Linked DNA regions of Homo sapiens: region 2 is linked to region 1. The links are chromatin loops, found by intact Hi-C in ENCODE. Cell type or tissue: heart right ventricle. All regions are shown on one strand. Each heading gives the region's core, and the rest is flanking DNA. Links, peaks and the distances in the headings are about the cores only. Region 1 holds the start of LOC105377213 (a long non-coding RNA gene). Region 2 overlaps PASD1 (PAS domain containing repressor 1).

Region 1 (9,209 bases), core at 819-8,818:
AATTCTTCAGTTTAAGTTATTGTCTGACCAAGTTTTAAATATAACTTAACTTTAAAAGGGGCCATATTTACTTACAATGTAACTTTGGTTTTACATTTTAGTCCCAGACTACCTGATATCAAATAGCCAGTAACCTAACACATATAAAAGTATTTCTATTAATAGAATTCTGAATGTCTCTGAGCACTGAGGTATCTTGGTAAGCATCTACTTTCAACTCCTTTTACAGAAGGGACTTCAGGAGCAAAGAGGGCATGAGACATGCCCCAGGTGACACAGGGATTTTTTGCTAAAACTAAGCTACATGTCTACTGATTCACAACCTAGTACTCTTCTCATTGCACTATACTGCCTTGCAGGGTTTTTTAAACATTAGAAATCCCTATGCTGGGATATTTTAAACTTTGGTCAAGCCAATACATTAGAATCACTTTATACAGGAAGCCAGATACTTTTATTACTATTAGCCAAATATTTTATAGAACAACAGGTCTGGAACAGAAATGTAAGAACAAAAGTTTAAAAGTTAAATGTCTAGTAATACCCCACAAGCACTGGCAACCAAAACCAAAGTGAACAAATGAGATCACATCGAGTTAAAAAGATTTTGCACAGCAAAGGAAACAATCAACAAAATGAAGATACAACCCGCAGAATGGGAGAAAATATTTGCAAACTACCCCTCTGAGGACGAGGGATTAATAATCAGAATAGATAAGGAGCTCAGACAACTCTATAGGAAAATTATCTCATAATCCAACAGAAAATGGACAAAATATTTTAATAAACATTTCTCAAAAGAAGACACACAAATGGCAAACAGGCACATGAAAAGGTGCTCAACGTCATTGATCATCAGAGAAATGCAAATCAGAACTATAATGAGATATCTTCTCACCCCAGCTAAAATGGCTTATCCAGAAGACAGGCAACAACAAATGCTGGTGCAGATACAGAGCAAAGAAAACCCTCATACACTGTTGGTGGGAATGTAAGTTAGTACAATCACTAAGGAGAACAGTTTGGAGGCTCCTCAAAATACTAAAAATAGAGCAACTATACGATCCACCAATTCCACTGCAATTTCATGGACAGTGGGCCAAGAATTATGAGATATTTAAGGAAAGTTGCTTACATGAAACACAAGACCAAAAGTAAACATAGTAACCAACAAAAACAGGAAAGTTGAATGAAACAGAGACACAGCAGGGAACAAAATAAAACTTCAAAGAAATCTACAAATGATGTCATCAAAGACACAAGACAATATTCAGGTCTAATTTAGGACAAGGAGGGCATAAAAAGGGGCATTTAGAAACCAAGAATAATATCTTGGACATTCAAAATATGAAGGGAGAGGGGGAGAGCCAAGATGGCCAACTAGATGCAGCCAGAAAGAGTTTCTCTCACTGAGAGAGATCAGACCGTCAAGTAGACCAGCACACTCCAAACAGATCTTCAGAAAGAAGGCATTGAGAGTGGACAGAGGAAAGACGCAGACCCCCGGCTGAAAGAGAAGGAAGCTGGGAACCCTGCACAGGGTTGCCAAGAAGCAGTATTTAGTTCCTGCCCCTGAGCAACTCTTAGGGAAGGGGTGAGTGAAATGGGCATGGAGTAGCCCAATTTTGCCACGGACCTCTGAGATTCTAGCTGCAGGAGACCCCACAACCACCATGGACATCTGAACTGGCAGGGAGAACTTCCTGGAGAATTGGCAGAGACACAACTCTAGCCTGCATGGAGCCCAGAGGGTTTGGCGCAGGAGCGGCTGCAGTGGAGCATGGCCGTGGACGCCCACTCCTCAAGACTCTCCATACTCCTCTAGGTGGCTCTAGCCTTTGTTAGCTGCTGGACCTGGACAGAGCAAGGCTGTCTTAGCCGTGGGATGGGGCCAGTATGATCTGAGTGCCCCCTGTCTGCCGACATCTACCAAGGTCCCTGCCTAGCCACAGCCGTTTGCAGCGCAGCCTCAGCTTCCCAGCGGCCACTGCCATAGTTCTTTTGCTGGCAGATCCTGCCCAACTGTGAGAGAACTTTTGCAGACGGACCCCCACCACCTTGCACCTGCAGCCTTGCCTCACCACCACGCAGTCACCTGCAGCCTCCCACACTGTCCCGCCTACACACGTACATGGGGACCTCTGCCACCCTGCATATGCTCACACACGGGGGCCTCTGCTGCCCTGCTGGAGCACTTTTGCCAGCAGCCCCCATCACAGTGTTGTTGCCATGGACACAACACAAACACTCTGGCCCCTCCATCACAGCGGGTGCTTAACCTCAAGGGGCCAGAGAACAAAGTTGCAAGCCTGGTCCCAGTCCCCCAGGGTCACAGCATGTAGCCCAGGAGTGCTGAGCTGACCCTTGGCCTTCTGAAAGCAACCTCGCAAGAAGCAGAGCCAGCCTCTTAAGTGGAAATTTGCCTCCAGTGCTCAGTCCCGACTCAATCCTTATCCTCCTTGTCTGATTAACTGTGGACCTGTCAGTCTGACCCCAATCCCGCAACACCCACCTCCCTCGCTTGCCACACACCACCTCCTCCCTCCTTCCCTCCCCACCATCCTAGAACATGCAGACACTCAAATCATTTTACAACAGGTTCATTTTATTTTCATCACCATGAGGGGTACCCTGTTGTGTGTAAAATGTACCATAGACCCTTTTGGCTATTTCTCTGGGGTTAGACCTATGGAGACCTCTCAGATAGATCTAGTCCTTTGAACTTGCCCTGAAATTACTGGCTGTCCAGGGAGACGCTGGAGATGGTGGAAGTCTCCTCACTTTCCTGGTCCTGCTGTGGCTCCTTTTGATTGAGTTCCTCGTTCAGCTGGTCAGAGTGGCTGGATAGCGTTGGCCCTCTCCCTTCCTCAGGTTTTCTTGAAGCGGCGGTCTTTCGGGAGTGGCTTTTTTCCTGGAACTCCCTCAAAGACTCTCTTTTCCCTTCCGGGTTGTCTTGGGAATCTGGAAGGACAACAGGGAGATCACAGAAGGGCATTGGTTTGGGGGAAGAGGATGGGGGAGGGGTGGGAACAGGGGCTTCATGAGAAGGGTACAGGCTGAGGTGGGGGTTGTGCCAGGCGAGGACAGGGTAAGGCGTCTTGGGAGGGAGGAGTAGAGGGGAAGGCAGGGAGGAATCAAGGGGAAGACAAGGAGGAGCCTGGGTGCGCCACTCACCTTCAGAGGGCTTCTGAATCTTGGTTGAGAGGGGGCCTTCCTCTTCTTCGCCTCTTTGGTGTTGTGGGTGGTTGTCCCTCGACAACTGGGTTGGAGGCTTGTGCTTTACTGGCCATCTTCACCACATCAGCATCTCCCAACTGTCTTCTCTGGGTCACCTGGCCTCCCTATATATAACCCTTCCAGGACAATGATGAGCCACACCCCTAAGCTTTGATTGGCCAGCAAGCCATTACCCAGCCAATGGTAGGCCTGCAGGGAGGGGCTTAGACATCACAAAACCCCATCAGGACATTGTCATAGGGAAGTAGAGAGTAGGGGGAGGGGCCAGGCATGGGGAAGAGGAGGGGACAAGGGGAGGAGTGGGGAGTCTTATGAGGAGGCCAGGCTGGTTGAAACAAAAAAGGGGCATTTCTTTAGCACTCCTAAAAACTTTCCCAAACTGACCTAGCACCCTCCTCATCTTCTCATGTCAGTTCTGGTGAGTCACATGGCAAGGATAGGGTGTGTCTTCCAAAGCCTTTCTCTACTGCCAACCCATTCAGTGGTACATTCTGTTTTCTTCCACCTTTAACCATTATCTAGTTGTTGCATGTCTTACCTACAATCTATTCATGGTAAAAATTTATGCTAATATGTCATGGCCATATTTAAGTGTCTGTGGAGATGTCAATCATCCAGTTCCCACCTACAAATCCTCTAAGCATTTTGAAAACCATTAACTTCTTGGCTTACTACCAAGAAACTTTTTTATTCCACGTACCTTTTCTAGTGTCCATTTAGCTCTCCTCAGTTTTCTATTCTCCAGTCTGAAACCACCGCCTTCAGACTATGAAGACTTCAGTGAAGGGCTGTACATGGTGGCTCATGCCTGTAATTCCAGCACTTTGGGAGGCTGAGGCAGGAGGATTGCTTGAGTCAAGGAGTTCAAGACCAGCCTTGACAACATAGCAAGACCCATCTCCACAAAATAAATTAGTTGGGCATAGTAGTGCGTGCCTGTAGTGCCAGCTACTTGGGACACTGAGGTGGGAGGATCACTTGAACTCAGGAAGTCGAGGCTGCAGTGAGCCATGAACATGCCACTGCACTCCAGCCTGGGTGACAGAGCAAGACCCTGTGAAAGAAAGATGAGAGAAAGAGAGAAAGAACGAAAGAGTGAAAGAAGACAAAGAAAGAAAGAAAGAAAGAAAGAAAGAAAGAAAGAGAGAAAGAGAAAGAAAGAGAAAGAAAAGAAAAGAGAGGGGAGAGGAGGGGAGGGGAGGGACTTCCTTGAATAGACTTGCTCTTCTGGGTATCCTATCCTTGTTTCAACTCTGCTTATCTCAACAGGTATAATACTCTGGCTTGAGTTTTAACAGTGTTAGGGGGATGAGGCAGATTTATACATGCTCCAAGTTGTGCTGGGTGTTTGCATGAAGAAAATCACAACCTCAAACTGATGAATGCATAGAGGAAGGAGCTTGGCTTAACCAGAGTCATGCCCACCTTATGTGAAAAGCTCTTTTCAAAATGTGCCCTCATCCACCAGATAATTTTCTTATCTTATTTTATTGTTTTCTGTTAACATCCTACTTCCCTTTCTTCTCCTGAGGTCTTCTGAAGAAATAGAGCTTACCTTAAGGGGAAACACTCATAGAATTATTTTTCATGAACAATTATAACAAGCTTCCAACTTCTTGGAGGAGACACTGTGTGATCAATTTCAGTTCATTTACCTCCCTAAGTACAGGACCTCTCATTCAGGTTTTTGTCCCTGGAAGAAAGGGATGATAGAGTTACGCACAGGCTGAAGTGACTGCGTTAATATACAAAATCTAATGAAATTAAGGGAAGATTATACTAATATAATTAATATAATATAGGAATATGTCAATATAAGGATAATGACATATAATAAAGAGGTCATCTAGACATGATGTTTCCCAACCCCCAATCTAACAACAGAAGGCAGCCCATTCCTCCCTAGGATTAAATGGGAGCTCAATCAACAACACTAGGGAGGTTAGCAGCATCAGCAGATGGGATTAATCCAAAGCTTCTTTGACAATTTGTGGCCAAGAGAAATGTTCTTCTTCACCATTGTGCATAAGACTCACCCTCTCCCTAGAGACTCTAGGAGACATTTGGGTGGAGACACAGAGCCAAACTCCTGATTTGAAATCACTAAAAATTAAGCTGTGCTTTTCCTAAGTCCCTGTAAACTGAAGCTAGACAACTTAAACTTCAGATGAAAATAACAATAACCTATTTATGTATATAAACCACTTTCATACCTGCCTACTGATGTATGGATTTCAGAGCAATATGGCTTACAGTCATTTTCTAGGATTGTTCTTTTTCATTTGATTGTTGCTTCCCTTATCTTTTCCTCCCCTCATTTTTTCTTTGTAGGACTTGAGACTTCATCATCTGCCAAAAATGAGCTTTCCTAACAACATGGGACCTATTTGTCTAAAAATAAACTGTCCTAGCCACAAGAGATGAGACAAAACCCAAGACCACAGACTCATTTTCTTCTAAAATGCTCTGTCTGAAAGATTTTAAGAAGAAAACGGGAGAGAAATATAAAAAGAAAATAAAAACTTGGGACCCCAATTCACTATGCCAAAAGGGAAAAAATTAAGCTGAAAGCTGAGTAATGCAAGAAGCTGCCTTTCTTTTTGTTCCTAAGCAAATAGCTACAGATAAAAGGTTTAGTATCTCCACAGGTAGCTACTCTAGGTTCACTTTATCTTATGTAAAGTGCTGATTTGCAGAGCATGAGATGAATACATAGTTGACCCTTCCCCTAACCGCTCCTTTTCTCTTGCAATATGTGGATTCAGTAATGTGACCATACCCTACCTCTTTCCCCTCCAGCCTGCTTTTCCCCATTAAATATTGAAGCCCTCAAAATAATACTTGGAGAAAGGCATAGACATATCACCCAGGTGGGTCCTTAACCTTTGCAAAATAAACTTCTAAATTGATTGAGACCTGTCTCAGATACTTTTTGGTTTACAATATAATATGAAAAGTATTCTTTAATCTGCATGCATGGAAAACTATTCATACTGGAAAATAAAATGTTACCTAACATATTTTAATTAAAAAAAAATTGCAACCACCTCAAAATTGAAGAAGTAAAAACTCACAAACAACAGATCAAAGAGGCAATAAATGAAATATTATAGACTATAAAATAATGAAAAGCAATACAGTGAATATCAAGTCTATGAAATGTATCTAAAGTATTCAGAGGTAAATAGATACCTTTTAATATTTTTATCATTTAAAAAGTGAAAAAATGCCAATATCTTGGAAAAAAAATATTAAAGCCTGAGGACCATTGTTGGGAGTGATGGGATGATAACAGTCCTATCAGATAATGAGGTAGTATGATATATGTTATAAGCACTGGCCTTAAAACCAGGTGACTTGCATCCATTTCTCAACCCTACCACATTCATAGTAGTATGAAGTTGGGCAAGATATTGAACTTGGATATTTAATTTTCTCATCTGGAAAATATCAGCTTGGCAAATATTTTCTTTTTCTTTTTCTTTTTTTTTTTTTTTTGAGATAGAGTCTCACTCTGTCACCCAGGGTGGAGTGCAGTGGTGCAATCTCAGCTCACTGCAAGCTCCGCCTCCCGGGTTCACGCCATTCTCCTTCCTCAGCCTCCCGAGTAGCTGGGACTACGCCCAGCTAATTTTTTTGTATTTTTAGTAGATACGGGGTTTCACCGTGTTGGTGATGGTCTCGATCTCCCGACCTCGTGATCTGCCTGCCTCGGCCTCCTAAAGTGCTGGGATTACAGGCGTGAGCCACCGTGCCCAGCCAAATATTTTCTGTAAAGGGCCAGGTAGTAAATATTTTAAACTTTGCAAGCTACATTAAATCGTCTCTTTCACAACTACTCAACTCTACCATCAAAGCACAAAAGCATTCATAAACAATATGTAAATATCAAGTGTGGCTATGTTCCATGTGTCCCACTAAAACCTTACAAAAACAGGCAACTGGAAGCAGAATTTGGTCCCAGGTCAGCTGTGGTTATTTGGCTCCTAAATCACAGTGTTTTTCATAATAATTGACTAAAATAAAGTCTGTAAAATACTGTACAGGTAAAATCAGGGTAGTGTAGACAATACATACACACACACACACACACACACACACACATCCATATATATATAATCATTGCATTCCGGACTAAATCCCACTTGTCATGTTATATAACCCTTTTAATATGTTGGCAGATTTGGTTTGCTATCATTTTGTTGAGGATTTTTGTGTCAATATTCATTAGGAATTTTTCTTTTTTTTTTTTTGAGACAGAAGTCTCGCTCTGTCGCCCAGGCTGGAGTGCAGTGGCGCGAACTCGGCTCACTGCAAGCTCCGCCTCCCGGGTTCACACCATTCTCCTGCCTCAGCCTCCCGAGTAGCTGGGACTACAGGCGCCCACCACCACGCCCGACTAATTTTTTGTATTTTTAGTAGAGACGGGGTTTCACCGTGGTCTCGATCTCCTGACCTCGTGATCTGCCCGCCTCGGCCTCCCAAAGTGCTGGGATTACAAGCGTGAGCCATCGTGCCCGGCCAGGAATTTTGATGTATAGTTTTATTTTTCTCGTGATGATTTTGTCTGGTTTTGGTATCAGGGTAATACTGGCTTCATAGAATGTGTTGGGAAGTGTTCTTTCCTCTTCTAGTTTTTGGAAGTTTTAGAAGGATTGGTGTTAATTCTCCTTTAAACATTTGGTAGAATTCAGTCATGAAGTCACGTGGACCTAGCCTATTCATTGTGGGAGATTATTTGAATTATTAACTTCAGTCCCTTTACTTCTTATATGCTTTTTTAGATTTCCTATCAGTTTTGGTATTTTGTGTCTTTCTAAGAATTTTTCTATCTCCTCTTGGTTATCTAATTGATTATCTAATTCGTTGGTATATGATTATTCATAGTATTCCTTTATTATCCTTTTTATTTCTTTACAATGGGCAGTGATGTCCCTTCTTTCATTCATGATTTTAGTAATTTGAGTCTTCTCACATTTTTTTCTTTGTCTACCTAGATAAACGTTTGTCATTTTTACTGATCTTTTCTTAGAACCTGCTTCTTTGAATACTTTCTCTCTCCCTACCTCTCTCCGTTTCTCCCTCTCTCCCTTCCTCTCCCCGCCTCCTCCTCTCCTCTGATAATGAGAGACTTAGATTTCTCAGATACTCTTTCCTGGAGCAAAGCTTCTGCAATGTGGAGCAGGGTGAGGGGATGAGAAATGCTGGCAGTCTGCCACTGGGGTTGGGGGGAGAACCTTAGTCAGGAAACTGGCTGTATAAGGATCTGTCTGTTTTGAGCTATGGCTGGAAGGAGTGGAGCTGCTGTCACGCTAAGCTGGGGGGCAGGTGAGGGAGCTGGTTGCTGCTCGTACTGATATTTAGTACATTTTTTGGAATAAATGTTTCTCCATTTGTTGAATACTCTCTGAATTTCCCGAGACTTTAAATTGTTGTGTTCCTTAGTAATATTCACCATTTATTTCACTAGGAAGAGGGCTCACAGAGCTCTTCGTGTTGCCTTTCTGTCAATTGTCTCTCCAGTCTGGCATTCTTTTTGATACCCACATGAATCCCTTCCATTTAAAATGAGCCCACTTTCTTGTGCCGGGTGCTCTCTGGACTTGTCCAGGTCTCTGTACCCTCTTTTCCCGTGTGTGTCATGGAGACATATGCTAGGAGAGCCACAGCCTTGTTCTGGTCAGCTTGATTCCTGTTCCAATTTGGTTCCCTTTCCTTCTGTCTTTATCTAGACCATCTGTTTTTTGCTTCCATTCTTATTGCTTCTGCTGCTGCCCTGTGTATTTTCTAAGGTGGGATCTGCCCTACCCCAAAAGGCTCCCACTGGCATAACTTGAAACAACCTGAGGAGAGAATGATGTAAGGTGCAACTTCTTGTTGTTCCAAGTAAATGCGTATAAAAGAATTCCAGCTACTATCTGTTTAATCATTGCTGTTTTAAAAACAATGAACATTTATTATCTAGAAAGTAA
Region 2 (9,209 bases), core at 495-8,494, 160 kb before region 1:
GAGTTAAAGGAGGGGAACAGTGTGCTGATAAAGACCAGAAGAGAAGACGCAACTGGCCTGAGAAGAGAGAGGGGGAGGTGAATGCAATAAGGGTGGAGATGCACTCTGTGGTATGGCCATCTTCCAGGAACCCACGTTGTCTCTTCATCAGAGCTGAGATGGAGAACATAAGGCTCAGAATGGCAGGGAGACAGGCTGACATTTGTTCTCTCACTCATTCATTGGTTCCTTGATCCAGGAGGGCCTCTGGATTCTAGTCTCACTCTCAAGCAAGTGTCTTATCTTTGTCCCTATGTTCCAGTGAGTCAGCAGAGACAGGGAGCGGTAAAGTGATTTGCCCAGAGTTTCACAGTAGGTGGGTAGCAGGTAGAAGCCTAAACATTCAATGCCTTGCCTCTATTGGCACCATATCCCACATGGAAACTGGTGGGCACTGCCTACTGACAAGTGAGGGGAACAATAAAAGAGCAGCACTGAACTCAGTTCAAGACCCCCATCTTGAGTCTTCTGCTGTCCCATTACCCCTTTCGCAAGCAGTCCTAGGTTGCCTTTCCTAGCAGACAGCATGTCCAAGGTTTGGGGTGTAAATGGCCTCAAGAGCATGGCTCTTACCTAGAGCCCTGAGCCTCTTTCTGTGCTGAAGTCCGCCCCACTCCTAGTCAGCCAAATTTCCAGCCCCTCTCCTAACTACTTTGCCCACATGGTAGAACTGGAAATAGATTGCACAAACACTTGACTGCACCATTCTAAATACTGCAATTTGTCTGTCCTGTCTGCCGACCTTTGCCTCTCTGTAATTGACATGTTTTGATTCTGCAGGGTTGTGGGTTTTGTTTCATCAACAAGGTGACCAGGTGGTTAATTAGCCTTTGACCTTTGGGGTCAGGGCCTCCATCTGGGCAGGAAACATCCATGGCTCCAGGAGTTTTGGGCCTCTTGGCATTTAATTGTCACCGTCAATTCCCCCTACACTTCCCCACAGCCCCCATCTCCCTGCAGTGGTCCTGACTTCCGTGTGCCACAAAGAGATTTGCAGAGGCTAACTGGAGCCACCACTAGGGATGCTCACCAACTTGTGTGCAGTGCTTTGCACTTCATGACTTACACCCTGCTGTCTCATCTACCAAGTTCCCTTGTGCCCCCAGACCCACAGGAAAGTTGTAGTCCCAGGGCCAGAACTGCACCCCCACTGCAGGGCATGCCCGCAGGTCTGACAGTCCCTCATCGAGGAGCTCCTCCCTGAGGAAGAGCTGCAAGGTTTCTGGTTAATGTTCAGAAGCTTAAGAAGGGCTCTACCTAAATAATGAGCACTGGAGGAAGGCTTTCCTGGGGCCTGGGAGCTGCGAACATTCATAGAGGAAACGCTTACCTGCAAGGTACTGTGTTACGGGGGCATCCAAGATCTGTCCCAATCTCTGCCCACTGTAGCTCAGTCTAGAAGGGCAATGACATGTGTACTCCAAGTGAGGTAGAGGCGGGGGTAGGGGTACATGGAGCAGGGCTCCTTCCCAGCCAGGCTTTGCATGGTGGTGGGCAAGGGTTGAAAATATAGAGCTGGGAGGCAAGGGCATAAGATAATACGGAATAGTGACAAATGTAGAAGGGCAAAAAGGCCCAGGACTTCTATGAAACCCAAGGGCTCGGGGGACTGGGGGCAGAGTGCATGACTGGAGGAGATAAATGCAGCTGCAGAGGAAGGGCGAGGCCAGGCCAGGTGGAGAATCTGGATTCTATTTGATAGGCGATGGAGAAGCACTCGATGCTGTCTTCCCTACCCATTAAAATAAACCAAACAAAAATCCCAATTATTTAATATCCCCTAGGGAATATTTAATTTGGTCCTAGCTGTAAACCAGAGTCTTCGTTAAGGTTGATGTGGCCCATTTTAAGAGATGCAGGTGAAGTTTACTGCAGTCTCCATTGAGGCTAGAGACGCATTCCAAGGCCTTGGAGGACCAGCTCCCTCCTTTCACCTCATAGGCAGTTTGGCCTGAAGCTGCAGTTCCCAGTTCCCACGTCTGCCCGGCCCACTTCCTGTCACTCCAGCCCTTCTTCCCCAACCTTTCCTTCCCGGTGATTTTGGCAGAGATGAACAAAAGTCATACCCAAGAACATTCTATAGCTACCTTCCTTTTCATTGTCTCCAAAATACGCGTCAAAACACACTAAAGACACCACAGTGGGCATCAGCCCATGCTGTGGTGTGTGCTGCAAACATGGACTGGAGCTGGTAGTTTTAATAACTCTTCCTTCTTTATTAGAAAATGTGCTTGGGAATAGGAACATTTATGAATGTTTGATGTGTTTAGAAAACATGAATATTCAGCTTTAAGTCTGTGCATGCAATGTTCTATTATGTACATACAGACTGAGCGCTGCTCAGTGAGGACTGCTGTACTGCCCACCTGGGAATGAACTGATGTGGAGGTCGCGGTGGCTGTTTCTGGAAGCTCTGCCATGTGTGGTGGCTTGATCTGGAAACCCAAGATCAAGTCTTTGGCAAGGTAGGTTCTGTCCTGGAGCCTCTTCCCTTGGTTTGCAGGCAGCCACAATCTTGCTGTGTGCTCACAGGACCTCTTGTGTGTGTGTGTGTGTGCGTGCGTACGTGTGTGCGTGCATGCGCCCATGTGCACGTGAAGGGGCTTCCTGGTGTTTCTTCTTTTAAGGGCACTAATCCCGTCATGACAGTCTCACCCTAGTGACCTCATCTAACCTTAATCACCCCTGTCAAAGGCATCATCTTCCAACACTCCGACACTGGGCAGTTACAGCTTCAATATATGAATTTGGGGTGGGGCACAAACATTCAGTCCATAAAACCATGGTAGAGATCACGCTTCCTAAAGAATCTCTGGCTTCTCCTGTGATGTGAGGCCTAATGTGCCTCCTTTATTTTAACTTGCCACTAGAGACTGGGGTCTCCTTTGCTTTCTCCAACCAATGGCTCATTACCTTAAGAAAGGCACACAATGACCTCTGGTTTGGCTATCCGAACCTCTCTCTGCACCATGCAGACAACTGTGAAGATGTCCTTCTTGGTGCTTGACTTGTAACCAAAATTATTTTCCCTCTAGGGGGTACTCCTATCTATTAAAAAGTCTACTGATGGGAGAGAAAGAACCCACATGTAAAAGGTATGGGTACACTGCCCTTTAGTGTTCAGGCTTACTTCTGAAGTAATATGTGAGGCACAAACACCATCCACCCTGAGAAGGTAGCCCCTAGGCCAACTGTTTCAGAGTTCAGTGGGCCTGTGGCTGCCCTTGGTGTCAATGAAGGAGCCAGCATGCCTGAGCTACACGAAAAAAAGCTACACAGCGGGCCTGGGCACACGGCCATGTGGGAAGGCAGCAGTCGCTGGCCTCTGCAAATGTGGCATGGAGCTGAGGTGTGAACAAGAGACTGAGGGGAGCAGGGTCTACAAAAGGGGCCTAACTGTAGGGAACCAACCCTTCACCAGGGACCTTGGCACAGTCAGGTTCCAAACGTCACTCATCAATTCACAAAGTTGCAGTGAACGAAAATGTTTATTAAGCAAGGAAGCCATAATTATTTTAGCTCTGAAGTGCCTCCATTGAGTTGATTTCAGGTTCCCTTAGTTGGAGTCCCATTCTCTCTGGGCTTCTCCAACAAGACTATGGAGGGGAGGCAGGTTGATCATCAGGGTCAAGACCTCGGAATTCTTGTGGCTAAGACAAAACAACCCTCTAGATTTACTAGATTGAAAAGCACTTTGGCATTTTTTTTTCTTTATTCTTTATGTTGAAAACTTTGAGCAGACTCTTGGCAGGCCACCTTCCTGTGGTAGAACATGGATATGCAAAGCTGGGCGGGGCAGACAAGACATCAGATCCAGCTGTGGCTGGCTGCTGTCACACCCTAGCATACTACGGATCACAGGCTGCCTCTACAGCATAACTTCCAAGAAACAGGCTGTGCTTAACAAACAATTACAAACATAACCTATCAGGAAACAAATAAGTCTCTACCCACTAAACCCTACCCCAAGGGACTTTACGCACCTTGAAGGTCCCCTGGCCATGCAGACCTCATTGGCCTGCCCCCTCCCCCCATTTCCCCTCATCACTGGTCATGAAAGTACTGTTAGCACGGCTTATTTGAGTCACGTTGCTCTGCAGGCATCAATCTGGTCTGCTCCGCAGATCTCATCTGGTCTGGCTGGTATGCAGCAGGGCCTTGGAAAGCCTGTGGATCAGGAGGTCCCTCGACTCCTACCTCAGAAACTTGCACCTGCCAGGAAAAAGTGAAACAAGGTGGAATGTTTGCTAGAGTCTGTGGGCCCATTTTTTGGTGGTAGGAGGAATCCTTTAGTTCAAATACACAAGCTGCTGAGAAATACTTCTTTGGAACATGAGCCTGCAAGGTGATGGGAGACGGAGGAGCTACAGAAGATAAGGTTCCTCTCCTCTTCTCTCTCCCAGCAGCATCTTAGCTTAAAGAGCAGCAGAAGCAGACCTGGGCTTTCTCAAAGTTGTCTTAAGGCTCCTGGGTCTGTGTCTGGCCCTCTCTTGTCCAGCTTCTCTGCCAGCCATGGCCGGCCAAGGCCACTAGCCTTGGGTCTTGGGCTCAGTCATTTCCATGCTGACTGATTTGCAGCTACTTGGCCCACTTTAACAAAGTGACAGGAGACGTACCAACCCACACTGGGGTGTGGAGGAGGGAGAAGGAATAGATACAAAGATGGTGTTACAAAGTATGGGCTGAGGGGGTGTTTTCTGGTTAAGGAGGAGGGATTCCTTGGGTTATGTTGCAAAGTGATGCAAGGTTTCAAGGACTGGAACCCAAGGGGGCGGAGAAGACACAGGGAGCAAAAGGAGCAGGGCTGGGCTCTGGACAGACAGCTGGAGGTGTCTGGGGACCTGCAGGCAGAAAGGTGCCAGAAGGCAGTAGGGATAAGCCAGGGCAGGCAGTGAGGGCTGGGAAGCTAAGAAGAGGAGCTCGGGTTTCATCCTGAGGATAGCAGGGAGCCCCTGAGGTTTTGTGGACAGGAAAGCTCCGACTTGGTCCTGCCCTGCTTTCTCCCAGCTGAGCAACCTTTCAGAATCTGACCTTTCCCACTTCCCTGGGCAACGTGCTCAGCCTTGTGCTGGCTTGGTCTCTCAGGACCCCCTCTAGGAGGGAAAGTGCCTCAAAAATAGGCGTGAAAGATGTTCTCAACAAAGTCTGGCTTGGTAATGGAACCATAGGAACCATAGGACCTATTGCCCACTCTGATCTCTCCGTGTGAGCAGTCCCTCTAAGTGACCAAGTTTCTAGCAGTACTGGTGGCACAGTTAGTCAAGGGGTATATGTGAAAATAATCATACATTTGCTTGCCTCAAGTATTTAAACTCCTTTCTGCCTTAGCTTACTGTTTGTTCTGGTTATTTTGGTTTGGTTTTGTTGTTTGAAAAAAAAAAGGTTAGGCTATAATAAGATTTTTAAAGCTAGAGTGAAAACACCTTTTGTAAGTTCCATTCATTAGTGAAATTGTGTGTGGGGGGCCTGCGGGGAGCAAAACCTGCTACGTAACTGCCATCTGGACCAGCTTCCATCCTGGAAACATGGCCACTGCAGATAATCCACAAGGTAGGCCTGCCCTTCCAAATACGGGGTACCCCATAGATGGATACCAAGCACATTCAACAGAGGGGCCCTAAGTTTATTTTTAGTACAAGGAAACATACCTACACTAGGTCTTAGATTTTGTAGCAGAACTAAAGATCCATAAGTCTGAAAGGAGGCTTGGGACCAGACGATGAGCTCAGATTAAAAACATGGCATGGCTCACTTTGCCCATGTAACATAGTTTTGAGAGAAGTTTCAGTCAGATTGCGTCTAAGGTTCACTAGGCCAGCTCACTTTTTTGAGGAACCCTGTAGAGAATATTTTTACTCAGCAATGAGTGCTACCATCATGTGACTAACTGCCGTCAAATGTACTGAGCTTTGAAGTCTGGCTCTCACACACAGCATGCACTTGGGGTGTGTGCCTTATGTGGAAGGGGCCCAGAATCCCTCTTGACCTGCGCTGGAAGGAAAAGGAGGGGGCTGTCCCATACCTGATGGTAGGTGGGTTGGCCGTGCAGGGTGCCCTGCTCATCGCAAGACCAAGTGTTCACTTGGACAACAGGACCGAGTGAATCAGACAACTCTTGCCAAAGCCGGATGTAATCCTGTGGGGTCTCCAGGGTGCTTATGGTTGAGTCTGAAGTTATGGGAAACTGAGGAATGCTGGAAGAAGAAATTGCCTCAGAGTTTGAGGTATCTATCAATGGCAGCTGGTTCACGGGGGGCCCTTGATACGCCTCAGGATAAAAACTGTAAGAGAAGAAAGCTGTTGCAGTGATGTGGATCTGGACATGATAACTGATGAGACACTCACGTGGTCATCAGTAGGTGCTTCAGGCACATTTGGTTTTGGTGGCTACACCACAGGATTCACTTGTTTGTATTCTCACTTTGGCCTGACTAAGATTCAACTTGTCAAAGTAATGTGAATGTAGACACTGAGAGAAATTACAATCCCTTGTCTCACCTGGTTTTATTTATATTACTTGGACAGTCTTGTTCCTGCTACAACTATGCTCTCTGTGGCCTTGGAAAGTCATTTCACCTACTTTGAAAGCACTCAGGGAGCTAATGGCTGAGCAGAGACTGTAAGGCAGATTTCCAAACTCCAAATCCAGTGCTCTCTCCACAACCCTAAGCCTGGAAGTCTTGTGATCAATACAGATTTTTGAACCCCATCCCAGACTCTGAATCTATACTTTCCAAACCCTCCTCAGGTGGATTCTGATGATCAGGTCAAGTGGACAATATGGCCCTAAAGCAGTCTTCATGTCAAAGTCACTGATTCGAAAGCAAGGCCCAGAAGGAAGTCCAGAGAGCTTTAGGAGGCCCGTCTCAGAAAGCTAACATTCATTCAAAACTATTTAGTGGGCCCCAACTATGTGCTAAGCAATCCTTTCATTGCTGAGAAGAACCTTATCTTTCTAGCATTTGGAACTGAAGACCTTATTATTGAGCAGAAATGTGTTCATGTCCCTATATTGCCACTCAGGACTTAGCCTTCATGTGTTCTTGGCTGATCTTAGCAATCTAGCAGTTGTTTCACACTCACTTCCCTCTTACTGTTCATAAATGCCAGGGAGATACCTGCACTTGGCCTACTGCCATCACCAGATTCCAGGAAAGTTGGGGAATGAAACTGGAAGCCCAGAAGTCTTTCAGCTATGGGCACAAGACTTGTCCATAGACACCCTGTGCAAGAGACTGGGCTTGGGGAATCCAGCCAAGTGATTTCAAGGTTTGTGGGCTAATTCCCTAGCATTGAGGCTTCCTTATCTAGTCCTTTCTTCATGGGTACCCCTTTGTTCCATCAATGGATGCTCATCCATGCACCACACATGCAGAAGGATGATGGCCGTGGCCACAGAGAAGGCAAGTTGAGAGCAAGTTGCTATTGATGAGAGGGACGCTGGTGCCACATGGATAGGTCGTCTGTCTGTGATCTCAGGCATGGGATCCAGCCATGAGGGAAAAGCAATAATCATAGCCACTATCACCATTCCATGCATGTCTTACCTTTGACTCTCATCTTCCTGTTGCCCACAGTTTTCATCTTGATAGAAGCCAGAGGGCTGTTGTTCAGCTGCTCTCTGGACAGGAACAATGGGTTGGGCCTGTAAAAATCTAACAGGGTGATTGCAGAGGGGCACAGATACGTCACGTGGGTTTTGCAGGCATATCTGCACCCTCTCATTCCCCACGATGACATTATGCTTCAGTGGCTGCTCTTGCAGCTGCTGCTTCTGCTGCTCCTCCTCTGGCTCTTTCTGTAGCATCTGCCCCTGCCACTTCTTCCGCTCCTGTAGCTTCTTCTTCTTTTGCCGCCTCTGCTCCTGCAGCTTCTTCTTCTCCTGCATTTTCTGCTCCTGCAGCTTCTTCTTCTCCTGCATCTTCTTCTGCTTCTGCACCTTCCTTTGCTCTCTCAGCTGTTGCAGCTGCTCCCGCAGCTGCCGCTGCTGCTCCTTCAGGTGTTGTTCTTGCTGCACCAGTTGCTGCTGCATCGAAAGGCAACAGATAAAAGCACCCTGGTGTCTGCAAGAGCCTCCCAGAAACTTATTTAACACTCCCATTCAATTCTCGCAAAGCAAAAGGTGACAACAGTTGAGCCTCTCTGCACATAGTGATCTGTGTGACTGTCTACTTTAGTTAGACTGGATACTAGCTGCAGCCATGCACCTGGCAGCGAGAGTCTGCTAATCCAGCACATATGTACATGTATGTATACATGGTCTAGCATGTGCATTCAGGTCTAGGTAGCCCAGGATTTTTTACTATCTTGGGCAAATAAATTGCAGCCAAGTGGATAGTCACTACCCCCTAAGGAGAACCAAGTGAGTCAAAGTCCTCAAGAAAACAAAATCCCCTTTCAGATACACAGTTAAAACAGCCTTTCCATACCTGGTTGAAGGCAACACAAGGCTCCTGAAGCTCCCCAGTGTTTTTGAGAGAGTTGGATAAAGATAAACCACAGAAACACTTGACGTCCTTGGGATGTGGGAGAGGCCGCTTCACTTGCCCAGCGTGTTGTTTCTGTTGTTTCTTGGGCACTGCCTCCGAAGATTGGAGATCAGGAATGACAACGTGGCGTAATGTGTTTGGCTGCTTCTGTAAGGACACAGTATCACAAAGGTCTTATTCACAGTCCACACCTTTCCTTAAGGCATAAGACAAGCTGGGCATGGAGCAGGACTGCCCACAGGCAAGCCTACAGGAAGCCTTGGCTATATATAAGCCACATCTACCATTGCCAAGGCCTGGCTGGGCCAATCTCAGCTCTTGTAGCCAGGAGAAAAAGGGCAAAACTCTAAGTCCCTGCTGGAGATCACATTAGATATCCCATATCACCCTGTGGGCAGCAGCTGTCACTACCGGCAGACACCATTGACTAACTCCTTAAGGCTTGCCAAGGTCCCTCTCTCCTCTTCCTTCTGCTACTAATATAGAACTGGTCTCTGACCTGAAACCTAGCATCCTGACTGACCTGAAGGTGATCCATCATCAATTCCAATGCATTCTGCTGGTTTTGGATGGCATCATGCAGCAACCAAGTCCTCTCTTCTAGCTGCTCCTTCAACTTCTTCATCAGTTCCAGTTCCTGGCTAATGATGTCATATGCAACTGGTGATGATGGCTGTAATG

Evidence for each region. A loop is a pair of places that touch in the nucleus more often than their neighbours do. Peaks named below come from ENCODE experiments on the same cell type or tissue, not always from the same donor. Only the 100,000 strongest peaks of a DNase experiment are listed, where the experiment ranks them.
Region 2: it touches region 1 in a loop (2.3-fold over the local background); 17 of 110 quality-filtered maps call a loop at or near these places.

The regions. Positions count from the first base shown.
Region 1 is chrX:151,509,646-151,518,854 of GRCh38, reverse strand. It overlaps LOC105373367 (a long non-coding RNA gene), which reads left to right. Exons shown (of 3, transcript NR_188661.1): 3 at 5,569-6,150. LOC105377213 (a long non-coding RNA gene) reads right to left here and starts at 3,304. Exons shown (of 2, transcript NR_135614.1): 1 at 3,175-3,304; 2 at 2,593-2,961. In heart right ventricle, for the core only: no CTCF peak of the experiment used is centred there; no DNase peak of the experiment used is centred there.
Region 2 is chrX:151,671,039-151,680,247 of GRCh38, reverse strand. PASD1 (PAS domain containing repressor 1) reads right to left here. Exons shown (of 16, transcript NM_173493.3): 12 at 9,052-9,209; 13 at 8,469-8,675; 14 at 7,587-8,065; 15 at 6,062-6,320; 16 at 3,509-4,251. The coding sequence ends at 4,105. Among named protein-coding and RNA genes, the nearest start is that of PRRG3, 20 kb to the left of the region's middle. In heart right ventricle, for the core only: no CTCF peak of the experiment used is centred there; no DNase peak of the experiment used is centred there.